Linked DNA regions of Homo sapiens: region 1 is linked to region 2. The links are chromatin loops, found by intact Hi-C in ENCODE. Cell type or tissue: heart left ventricle. All regions are shown on one strand.

What was found. Peaks named below come from ENCODE experiments on the same cell type or tissue, not always from the same donor. Only the 100,000 strongest peaks of a DNase experiment are listed, where the experiment ranks them.
Region 1: a loop joins it to region 2, with 2.6 times the contacts of the local background. A loop is called at or near these places in 6 of 110 quality-filtered maps.

The regions. Positions count from the first base shown.
Region 1 is chr5:135,318,233-135,323,232 of GRCh38, forward strand. All of the region lies in intron 3 of PITX1-AS1 (PITX1 antisense RNA 1), which reads left to right. Among named protein-coding and RNA genes, the nearest start is that of LINC02900, 73 kb to the left of the region's middle. In heart left ventricle, a CTCF peak has its summit at 2,223; no DNase peak of the experiment used is centred here.
Region 2 is chr5:135,424,106-135,429,105 of GRCh38, forward strand. No RefSeq gene overlaps it. Among named protein-coding and RNA genes, the nearest start is that of DCANP1, 21 kb to the right of the region's middle. RefSeq lists an enhancer at 2,053-2,102. In heart left ventricle, a CTCF peak has its summit at 2,179 (motif pointing left); no DNase peak of the experiment used is centred here.

The DNA.
Region 1 (5,000 bases), 110 kb before region 2:
ATGGTCTGGTGGCCCAGCTGCTGGATGCAGTGTGCTGAGTTAGGTTCAGAAAGACTTTCTCAGTGCAGCAGACTTGAAGCTGGGACCTCTGGATGGGATTCTGTTTCGATGGGGAAGTGCCAGGGCAGGGAGAGGAGTGTAGTGATTAAGAAAGTGGACTTGCCTGGGTGTGGTGGCTCACACCAGTAATCCCAGCACTTGGGGAGGCTGAGGTGGGCAGATCGCCTGAGGTCAGGAGTTCAAGACCAGCCTGGCCAACATGGTGAAACCCCATCTCTACTAAAAATACCAAAAAAATTAGCTGGGCATAGTGGCGGGTGCCTGTAATCCCAGCTATTCAGGAGGCTGAGACAGGAGAATCGCTTGAACCTGGGAGGCAGAGGTTGCAGTGAGCCAAGATCACAGCATTGCACTGCAGCCTGGGCAACAAGAGCGAAACTCCGTCTCAAGAAAAAAAAAAAAAAAAAAGGGGGGGGCGGGGAGGGACTTCAGAGTCACACAGACCTGGATTCAAGCCCTGGTTCTGTTGCTTGCCCATATGAACTTGGGCAGGTCCCTTAAATGCTCAAAGCCTCAGCTTCCCTACCTGTGAGAATGAGGGTCATGGTTCTTCCCTTGTTGTGGTAGGGCCTGTAGCTCAGTGCTTGACACATGATAAGGAATTAACAAATGCTACCTGTCGTTGCTGGTTTTGAAAGGCCTCCTAGAGTCCATGGTGCTGGGTTCTGTTGGCTCTGGTCTGAGCGATGGAAGGGAGCTCAGATGAAAGAACTAGTAATTCAGACTGTGAGTTACAGCCTGGCCAAGTGATGGCCCTCCAGCTTTGGGAGCAGGGGGCTTGAAGGGGGCAGGCCCCTTCCTATAACTTCTTCATATCCCTGGCAAGTGAGTCCCCTGCTCCCCACTCAGCTGGGGGTGGTCTGCCCTGGCCTGCCCATGTCCAAGTCCTCCTGGGAGGCTGTGGTGGCTGTGCTTATGTGCCTGTGCCTAAATGTGAGTTGGGTTGCAAGGGCTTTTCCTAAATGAAGGCTGTGGAGGAGGCTGATGCTGAGGACAGAAATCTAAAGAGAAGGCAGGCACTCTAGGGCCCCTGAGGGGCCCTAGAAAGCCTGCATGCCCCATGTGTGGAAAAGGGTAGATGTTCATCCTCTGGGTTGCACTGTGCCTGGGATTCTGATCATGTTGGGTCTTGTGGGCTCAGCCAGGGAGGAGTGCGGGCGATCCATCATTGATGCTCCATGTGGTTAATGAAGGCACCTGAGGCCCTAAGGAGGTCCCTGACAAGAAGGCTCAGAATGTCCACACCAACTCCATCCCATGCAAATTTTGCAGATTGATGCTTGACCTGCCAGCTGGGAATGACTACCCTAGTCTGCGCATATGAAGAACAGGTGGAGAGCAGCAGCAAGATTGTCTGTGGGAGGAACCCCCAGGGCAGGTGTGATAGGGCATCTGTCCCCTTCAGTGCCCACAGTGGGGCAGATGCAGGGACCTGGAATTGAGGGGCAGAGGGAAGCCCAATGTATGGTCTTCTCACCATGCCCGCTTTCTGGAAGGCATGGTCGGGTTTCTTGGCTACCCACGCCACGGTTCATCTGGGACAGGGCACCTCAAAATGCAAACGAAAAATGTTTCAAATATAATAGCAAATATGCAACGAGGATGCACTGTGTGCCAAAATCTCAGGATTTAAAAGTGAAACAAGTGCCACCACTCACCATCCTGAAGGCTCACTGTTCATCCCCTGCTCTATTTTGCCATCTTCCCCCTCCTTGCGTTTTCATGGTAGGCCTGTGGGAGGAGACCATGAACACCCCCACTTCCCAGCTGAGGAAACTGCATCTGGAGAGCCCAGGCCCACTGCCCACGGTGGCACAGCCAAACAGCGGCGGAAGCAGGAGTGGACTTCAGAGCCAGCACTGCTGTGTCCCCTCGCTGCCCTGGGGAGAGCCTAGAGCCTGCCCCACTGGACTGCCTGTGGCTCTGCTGCACTCATATTTCACCCCCACCAGGAATTTGCAGTGTTGAGAACTAACTTGAAAAGCAGGAGGCTGGAGCCCGTGTTTGAGCTTTGTCAGGCGGGTGCTATGAAAGATTGGAGTGAGGCATGGCCACCTGCTGTGAGAAGACACAGGTTAAGAGGTACAGGGCCTGAGCCCTAACCCCTGCAAGGGAGAAGGGCCCAGCTGGCCTTGGGACTAATCCAGCCACAGGAGAGGGGCTCTGTGCTCCCTTGGCCAGCAGGTGCCCTCGCAGTCCCAGTCATCCTGAGGGCACAGGATGCTCCTTCCAAGGGTGGACAATGCTGGGAGAAAGAATGGGGAAAGCAGAGCCTCATCTACTGGATTTCCTTCTCTCTGAGAACAGAGTGCATAGATCCCATTACCTTTCCTGATGACGACACTTCATCCATCTTTCTGGTGGTGTGAGGCGCACTTATGCCCCAAGGACCTATGAGGATGTCATCATCCTAAAGATGTCCACATCCTAATCCTCAGAATCTGTGCCTGTGATCCCTTCCATGGCAAAGGGACTTTGCAGATGTGATTAAGTGAAGGACCTTGAAGCGGGAGAGTATCCTGGACTTTCCAGCTGGGCCCAATGTCCTCCCCTTGATGGGGTGTCAGAGTCAGAGAAGGAAACATGATGACAGTGGAGTGAGAGAGGGAGACGTCTGAAGATGCTCCACGGCTGGCTTTGAAGATGGGGGCAGGGGCCATGAGCCAAAGAATGTGAGCTGCCTCCAGAAGGTGAAAGAGGTGAGGAAACAGATTCTCCTAGAGCCTCCAGGAGAGCACAGCACTGCTGACGCCTTGATTTTTAGTAGAGTGGGGCCTATCGTGGACTTCTGACCTCCAGAGTGATGAGATATTTTGTGTTGTTTTAAGCCACGAATTTTGTGGCAATTTGTCACAGCAGCAGCAGGAAACTAGTACAGTCATGAAGACCCAAGGATAGGTTAGAGGAGAAAAACAGCAGAGCCCAGTCCTTGACACGCACCAGAGCTGCCTCCCTCCAGGCCCCGCTGCCGTACCCAGGCCACTGTTCCTAAGTGCTCTTTCTGTGGAGGCCTGGTCCCCCTCTTGCTGCCAGCTGGCTGCCCAACCACCTGCAGTGCCTCAGCATCTGTCTCCTTTGGAATTACACCTGACAGCGCATGGAGCAAACAGAGGGATACAGTTCACGGGGACAATGTCCGCGTCACCGCTGTGGGAAGGTGCCCCTTCTTTCCTATGGAATCACGATTGTGAGCATTGTGAGTGATTTCTCTCCATTTGGCTGCATTTCTCAACAATTTCTGGCCCCGTGGCTGTGCTCTGGAGAGCTGGGGCTCCCAGAAGGCTGACTGCCAGCCAGAAAATGGCTTCTGAGCAACATCAGGGAACAGGAAGGAGAATTCACTCTACTTTTGTCCCTGTATAGAAAGCCAAAACAGTGGTGGGATGTGTGAGCTTTTTTCAGAAATACCTTTTGGCTTTGTTGTACTCAGAGAGCCAGCACTAAACCAACACCTTCATCCACAGCTTTAAGAAGAGAGCGTGTGATCGGCAACTGACTTTGTTGAGAGGGACTGTTAGGCTGTGGTGATGGACACGGGGGCAGGGTGGCCAGGGACAATCAACTTTGGTGTTCTGCTTTGTTAAGGGGGTTGGGAATCTTCCATGAACAGACCAGCCTTTGCTCATAGTGGGCCTCCTCCCAGAACCCATGGATCCACACATCCCCAGACCTTTGAACAACTTAAGAAAAACAAATCACCTCTTCATCCAGAGGAATTTAGCCCAGACAATTGCCATGGGATTTGGGCATTTCAAGGCTGTTATAAAAGAGGCACAGACAGAAAGCCAAACGAGACTGTGACACCTGTCTCCCGGTGCTGACAAGTGTCGGTGATGGGCTGTGGAGCAAGTCCCTCTGCACCCTGGGCCTCAGTTTCCCTACCTGCTCCGCAGTTGTTCTCCATGGATCCATCCATTTCTGACTTGTACAACTGGTTAATTCCAGGCTGGAACATAATCCCAGTCCTAGCTTTATACGTTAACACTGAGGACTTCTTGATGCATTCAGGGGTAAGGAGAAACTCTTTCATGAAGAGTCCCAAAAAATTCCACAAAAAGGCTCAGCAGACAGTCCTTAAAATTTGCAAAGAGATCTCAGTTTCACAGAGAATTCCGGACCAGGATGTGGCAGAGCGATGACAGCTCTGTGAGGAGTCACTGGGCAGCCTTGACATCTGCCTGCAATGCTTCCCTCTCCACCCCTCCCTGGGTGCACGGCCAGTCAGAGACCTTCTGGTGGCCTGGCCTCTCAGGAGCCATGTCCAGTTGATCTGCATCCGATAAAAAATTGGCCCTAGACTCCTCTAAGCATCAAAAACATTGTAGTACTACTCCTACCATCCCCACTATTGCCAACCCCAGACAACCAACACTGAACTGTGACGCTGAAATTAAAATAATCACTTTGTAGATTTGATGATTGTAAGTTTATTGACACTGAACTTTTCTCACTTATCGAGGGACCTGCATTGCTTCTCAAGCCTGGAGTGTTTTGCATGACAGCGTTTAAGGTTGTGGGCTTTAGAGTCTGAGAGGACTGGGACCCAAGCTCAGTTGCGTCTCCTTGTCCCTGTGTGACCTTCAGTAAGTCATTTAACCTTCTAAACCTCAACTCCTTCATTCTCAAGAAAGGGATAATGGCATTTCCTATTTCTTAATCACAGGTTTGTTAGAGTTCCACATGACCATTCACTGAGTACTTACTATATGCTGCGCACATATACCGTGCCATTTAATCTACGCAACAGTCTCACGGTGGTTGTGTATATGTGTGTGTGGGGTAATTATTGCTCCTATTGCATAGATAAGTTATAGATTCAGAGAAGCTATATGACATCCAAGGTCATAGTAGCAAGTGACAGAGCTGGGACTCAAAACCCAGGAACTGACTCTGATGTGTCCTTTCTGAACCACTGAGCTAATACCCACCAAGTGCCCAAT
Region 2 (5,000 bases):
ACTCATTTGTTCATTCCCATCATATATGTGCAGCAGGTTCAGAATTGTTAACCTATATCCCTGTGAGGAACAGCTTCACTAGTAAAGTTTCTTATTTCTGCGCAGTTCCTTTTGTCATTAATCTTGCAGTTTCCAATCAAAACACCATTTTCCAAACATTTTGATATTTCTTTGTCATAAATATTTTGCATTAATTTTGATTTTTAAAATATTGCAATTATAGATTATTTATGACAAGTATTAAGTTTTTTTTGAGCCCCCTTGCATTTTGCACCCAGAGGGAGTCCCTCACTGGACTTTATCTTAGTCTTGCCTTTCCAGGGGCAGATCTCCATAATCCAATCAGAGATTGAAATGATTTAATATTGGAAGCTAGATTTGGCTAGAGTTGGTCTAGTTCTGGTCCACTCGTTGTATCAAATACCTCTTACATTCTTTCTCAGATCCTATGAGTTTCGCCTGTCTTTAGGGCTATTGGTTACCTGTTCAGCCCTGGCCAACACAAGGGTTACTGACTCTGAAAAAGGCATTCAAGTCAGCATTATTCTAACACATGAGTCTGCTGTGAAGTGTCTCTGGCTTCCCCTACAGCTTTTACACCCAGATGTAAAGGGTGTGGGATATGTCTGTCTTGGCACTGCTAAAGGGATTGGCGTATAATATGGAAATGTAGGAGTTAACCCTCTATGGAGTGAACTTTTACTCTAGGGGACAAGAGATGCAAGGCACTGGCAGGAAAATTCTCAACCTGCATACCCTTGGAAGGACTGTTCAGAGACACATAGCATTTCCCATGAAATGGAGCAGTCAGCTGTGATTGTTGTAAAGCTCAGTGATCCACTTCCTTATATATGTTCATCCTACTCTGCTTCACTCACCTTTCTTCCTCACTCCAGCTTCCCTGCAATTGTATTTCCTAGGAAGCATGCAAGCTTTTTCTTTGGGCTCTGCATTCTAGGAAACCTGGGCCAAGATTCTCTTATTCCTATGCTGTAGATATTCGAGATCCCAGCTTAAAACCTGAGCTGCTTATCATAGCCTCTCCTGATTGGCAAATCTTGAATTCTAATTTTTGTACCTGCACCCAGGTGAGAGATGGCCAAAAGTTCTTCTCAGCTTCTCAGCTGGACCTTTCTGACCAGCTTTTCAACCAAAAAGTTTGAAATGGCAAATATCCCAAGGAGAAGGACTGCTGAAAATTGGGCTTCCTTGGCTGGGCGTGGTGGCTCACGCCTATAATCCCAGCACTTTGGGAGGCCAAGACCAGGAGTTCAAGACCAGCCTGGCTAACATGGTGAAACCCCATCTCTACTAAAAATAAGAAAACTAGCAGGGCATGGTGGTGGGCACCTGTAATCTCAACTACTCAGGAGGCTGAGGCAGGAGAATCGCTTGAACCCGGGAGGTGGAAGTTGCAGTGAGCTGAGATTACGCCATTGCACTCCAGCCTGGGCAACAAGAGTGAAACTCTGTCTTAAGAGAAAAAAAAAGAAAGAAAGAAAGAAGGAAAGAAAGAAAGAAGAGAAAATTGGGCTTCCTTCTCCCCTAGATCTTGCTTCTGGAGGTCTGTCATTACTCTTCAATGCCATCACACAGATTAAATGACATATTTTTGTCCTTTTCTAGTTATTTTCAGCTAAAGGCTTGGCCTGGAAAAAAGCTAGCTCCCCATTCTAGGAAGCAGAACTCTCAACCCTTGGTTTTAACAGGAAACCACAGGGTAATGCTGGAGAAACTGCTGTTTTCTTGTAGACTCTTGCAGGCCCCAGACCCAACAGAGAACAAAATGGGGCCTGTCCCGTTGTGTGCCTGTCTTCTTCTTTCTGTTTTTTCTCAGTGTCTTCATTTTCTAACAGCTCTACGTGTTTGGATGTTTTGGTAGGTGGTAGCTTGAGCACATTTTTTCCTTGCCTTATGCAAGCAGGTCTTTCAGCTGGAGAATTTTTATACGTGTTGGAAAAATATGGGCAGAGTTAGTTGTGAGGACAATTGCAAAGGAGATGGAAGCTGGGGGGTAGGTGTGAAAGGAGCTTTCTGTGCTGTCTCCCATCCTATTGTTCGGGAACCTGTCCACAATTCTAGTGTCTGCCTCTGGCCCCTTTCTATAAATGTTGACTCCATTTCTCACTGTCATGAGGATTCAGGTATTATGTGCACCAGCTATTACATAGTATCGCCCTCTGGTGGTACAGAACTGTTAGCCCCTGTATTAAAGGGGTCCAGAACGTTGCTATTACATGCTCTTTGTCAACAAGGGAGGAGACAGAACAATAGTTTTTTAAAAAGGACTACCAAATCTCACATTTTATAAGAATGAATCTTTCTCCATTGATCTGCTGCCCTAATGACCTGGGAAAGAGGTGAATTGCCCTTGTTAAAACTGTTTCTGATTTATGAGTCAATAGGTAACAGGCAAGAGGCCACTGTAGCTTCTCAGATTTTTAAAAATACTTTGGGGCTGACTTTAGGTTGAGAAGATTATTTGCCTAATTTTAGAATGGCTCTTGTATTATTCAGAGTAGGCCAACTGCTGCCACAAATAAGTTATGCATTTCGATGCTTTGCAAAATAAAGTTTATGTCTTGCTCATGCAGTGACCCATCATAGGTCTTCCTGGTTAGGTAACTCTCCTATGTTGCTCTCCTCCATGTGATGTCATAGGGACACAAGCTCCTCCTAGCTAATGGCTCCACTCTTCTTAAGGCTTCAGAGAATTTTCTATTTACTCAGTAGATTGAAAAAGGCAATCAGGGGTTGTACAAGGGAGTGTTTATGGGCCAGACTTGGAATTTGCATCCATCACGTCTGCCCACTTTGGGCATTCTATTGGCCAGAATTCAGTCTTATGGTTGTGCCTACGTGAAGGGGAGGCTGGGAAGTGTAGTCTAGCTGGTTGCCCAGGAGGAAGATGTAGTTTGTAAACAACTATTAAGTCTCTGCCACAGGTGTCATTTGTGTGGGTGCATTTCTGCCTCGTGAAGTAAAGTAAAAGGAATGTCTCAGCTTCTGTCAGAGCCCTTGAACCTTCTTGGCCTTTTCATCTCCAAGTCTACTTAATTCTGGAGTTGACAGCAGCACTGGATACAGTTTTTCAGCCTCTTGAGATTAGAGGAAGATACCTTTCAATTAAAACATGGGAATATTTTTCTGGTCCTGGGGAAGGTGTACAGCCAACATTATTTTTAAGTAAGATTTTTTTTTTAATTGAAGCATGACATAATACAGAAAAATACAAAAAAAAAGTAAGTGTCCAGCCCAATGAACTTTCACCAGGTCAGTATAGCCAGGTAACTCTCATCCAGGTCGAGAAATGGAACATTACCACTGTCTCCAAAGCTGCCAGCAAGGAAGGGCAGGTAGAGGGGTTCTCGGTGATCAGAGGAATTCAAGGGGTGCTCAGTTGCTGGCCCATTATTTTGGGCTATAATGCCTCTTTTTAAAAATGTTAGCACCAAAGTTGAAGCGAGGATGAAGAGGCCTGGGTTATGCCCTCCCCGATCCCAGCCATGGGAATTATCTTTGGCAGGGTACCTTCTTAGAGTCTCTGCTTCTCCATCTGTGCAATGGGAAGGTTGGACTAACAAGCCATTAAGGTTTCTCAAGCTGGAGCAATGTGGTTTCAGGACTTGCCCCAAGTCTCACAGGACGAGGTGCAGTGGGGAACTGCACGATGGATCTGGAAGCAATCACTGGTAGAGAGAGATGGCCTAGCCCCAGGTGGTTCCCGGGCCTGCTGGAGCCCACTCCACTGAGTTCTCCAGACTGGAGTCAGGGGAGTCGGTGACCATGGCTCTGCCACAAACAGTTTCCACCCAACTGGTGGTCAGCCTTTTTGGACTAGTCCAGGTTTTTGTGTGCTCTGAGAGGCTGCCAGAACTTGTAAGGTCAGGGAGGTATAGACATGGCCAAGGGCTAAGAATTTCAGAATATGGACTGAAACAGACTCAGGGGCCAACTCTGGCTTTACCACAGATGGTCTGTGTCATAGTGGACAAGTCATTCTACCTCTCTGAGACGCAATCTCCTCGTATGAAATTCAATGGAGATAGTTGCCTCCTTCATAAGTTGTTGTGTGGATGAAATGCCCTAATCCATGACACCTAAATGCCAGTAAGACTAAATTGTGAGTGTTGCTCTTCCATGCTTGTCCTCCAACAATGATGCTGTAAAGCTCCCCAGGCTGCCCATGGCTGGGGCTCCAGAACCTGGAGCCTGGAATAGGGATCTAGGGGAAAACAGGTTTGCTCTGCACCTAAATCCAGACTAGACCCATTTATTTTCTCTCACCCTCTTTACCCCCTCTCCCCTCATACTGGAACAATTCATTTGTCACAATTGCCCTAGTCGAGTCATTATCTCTAAAATTCAGAATAATCCACTGGGAATTTAATCAGATCAAATAATAACCATCCAATATAATTATAATTAAAAGGAATGCTTAGAACATGTAGTACGCTTTTTCTCCTAAATTCTCTGGAAAGCAATGGGAAGATCAGGCTTCAGAGTCCTACAAACTTGGGCTCAAGTAATGGCTCCACTACCAACTGGATGATCCTGAGCAAATGACTTAATCTCTCTGGACTCAAATGAAAAATGGGGCTGCAAGGTCTTCTAATTCTCACTTCTACTCTCCTTCCTTGGGCAGCCTGGAAAGCTTTCCAGACTCCCTTGCAGCTAGGGCTCTGGCTGGAAATAAATTCCACTAGTCATGGTTCTTGTGAGAGGTCTATAAGGCAGAACTGAGGGACACCTTCTTCCTCCCTCTGAGGTTGCTGGTAAACTTGGTTGTGGTGAGTTTAGAGGCAGCCAAGGAAGATGGTCACTAGCTTCAAGGGTGGGAGAAGTAGTCGTGACAGTAGCTCTGGTGGCAGCTACAGCAGCTTCCTGATAGCTCAGCTGTGTGATGTGTCCACATATCCAACTGCTCATTGTCACCCCCCTGCACATGCTCCTCCAGCCCTAACCACAATCTTATAAACATTTGATTCCCTCTATGAAAA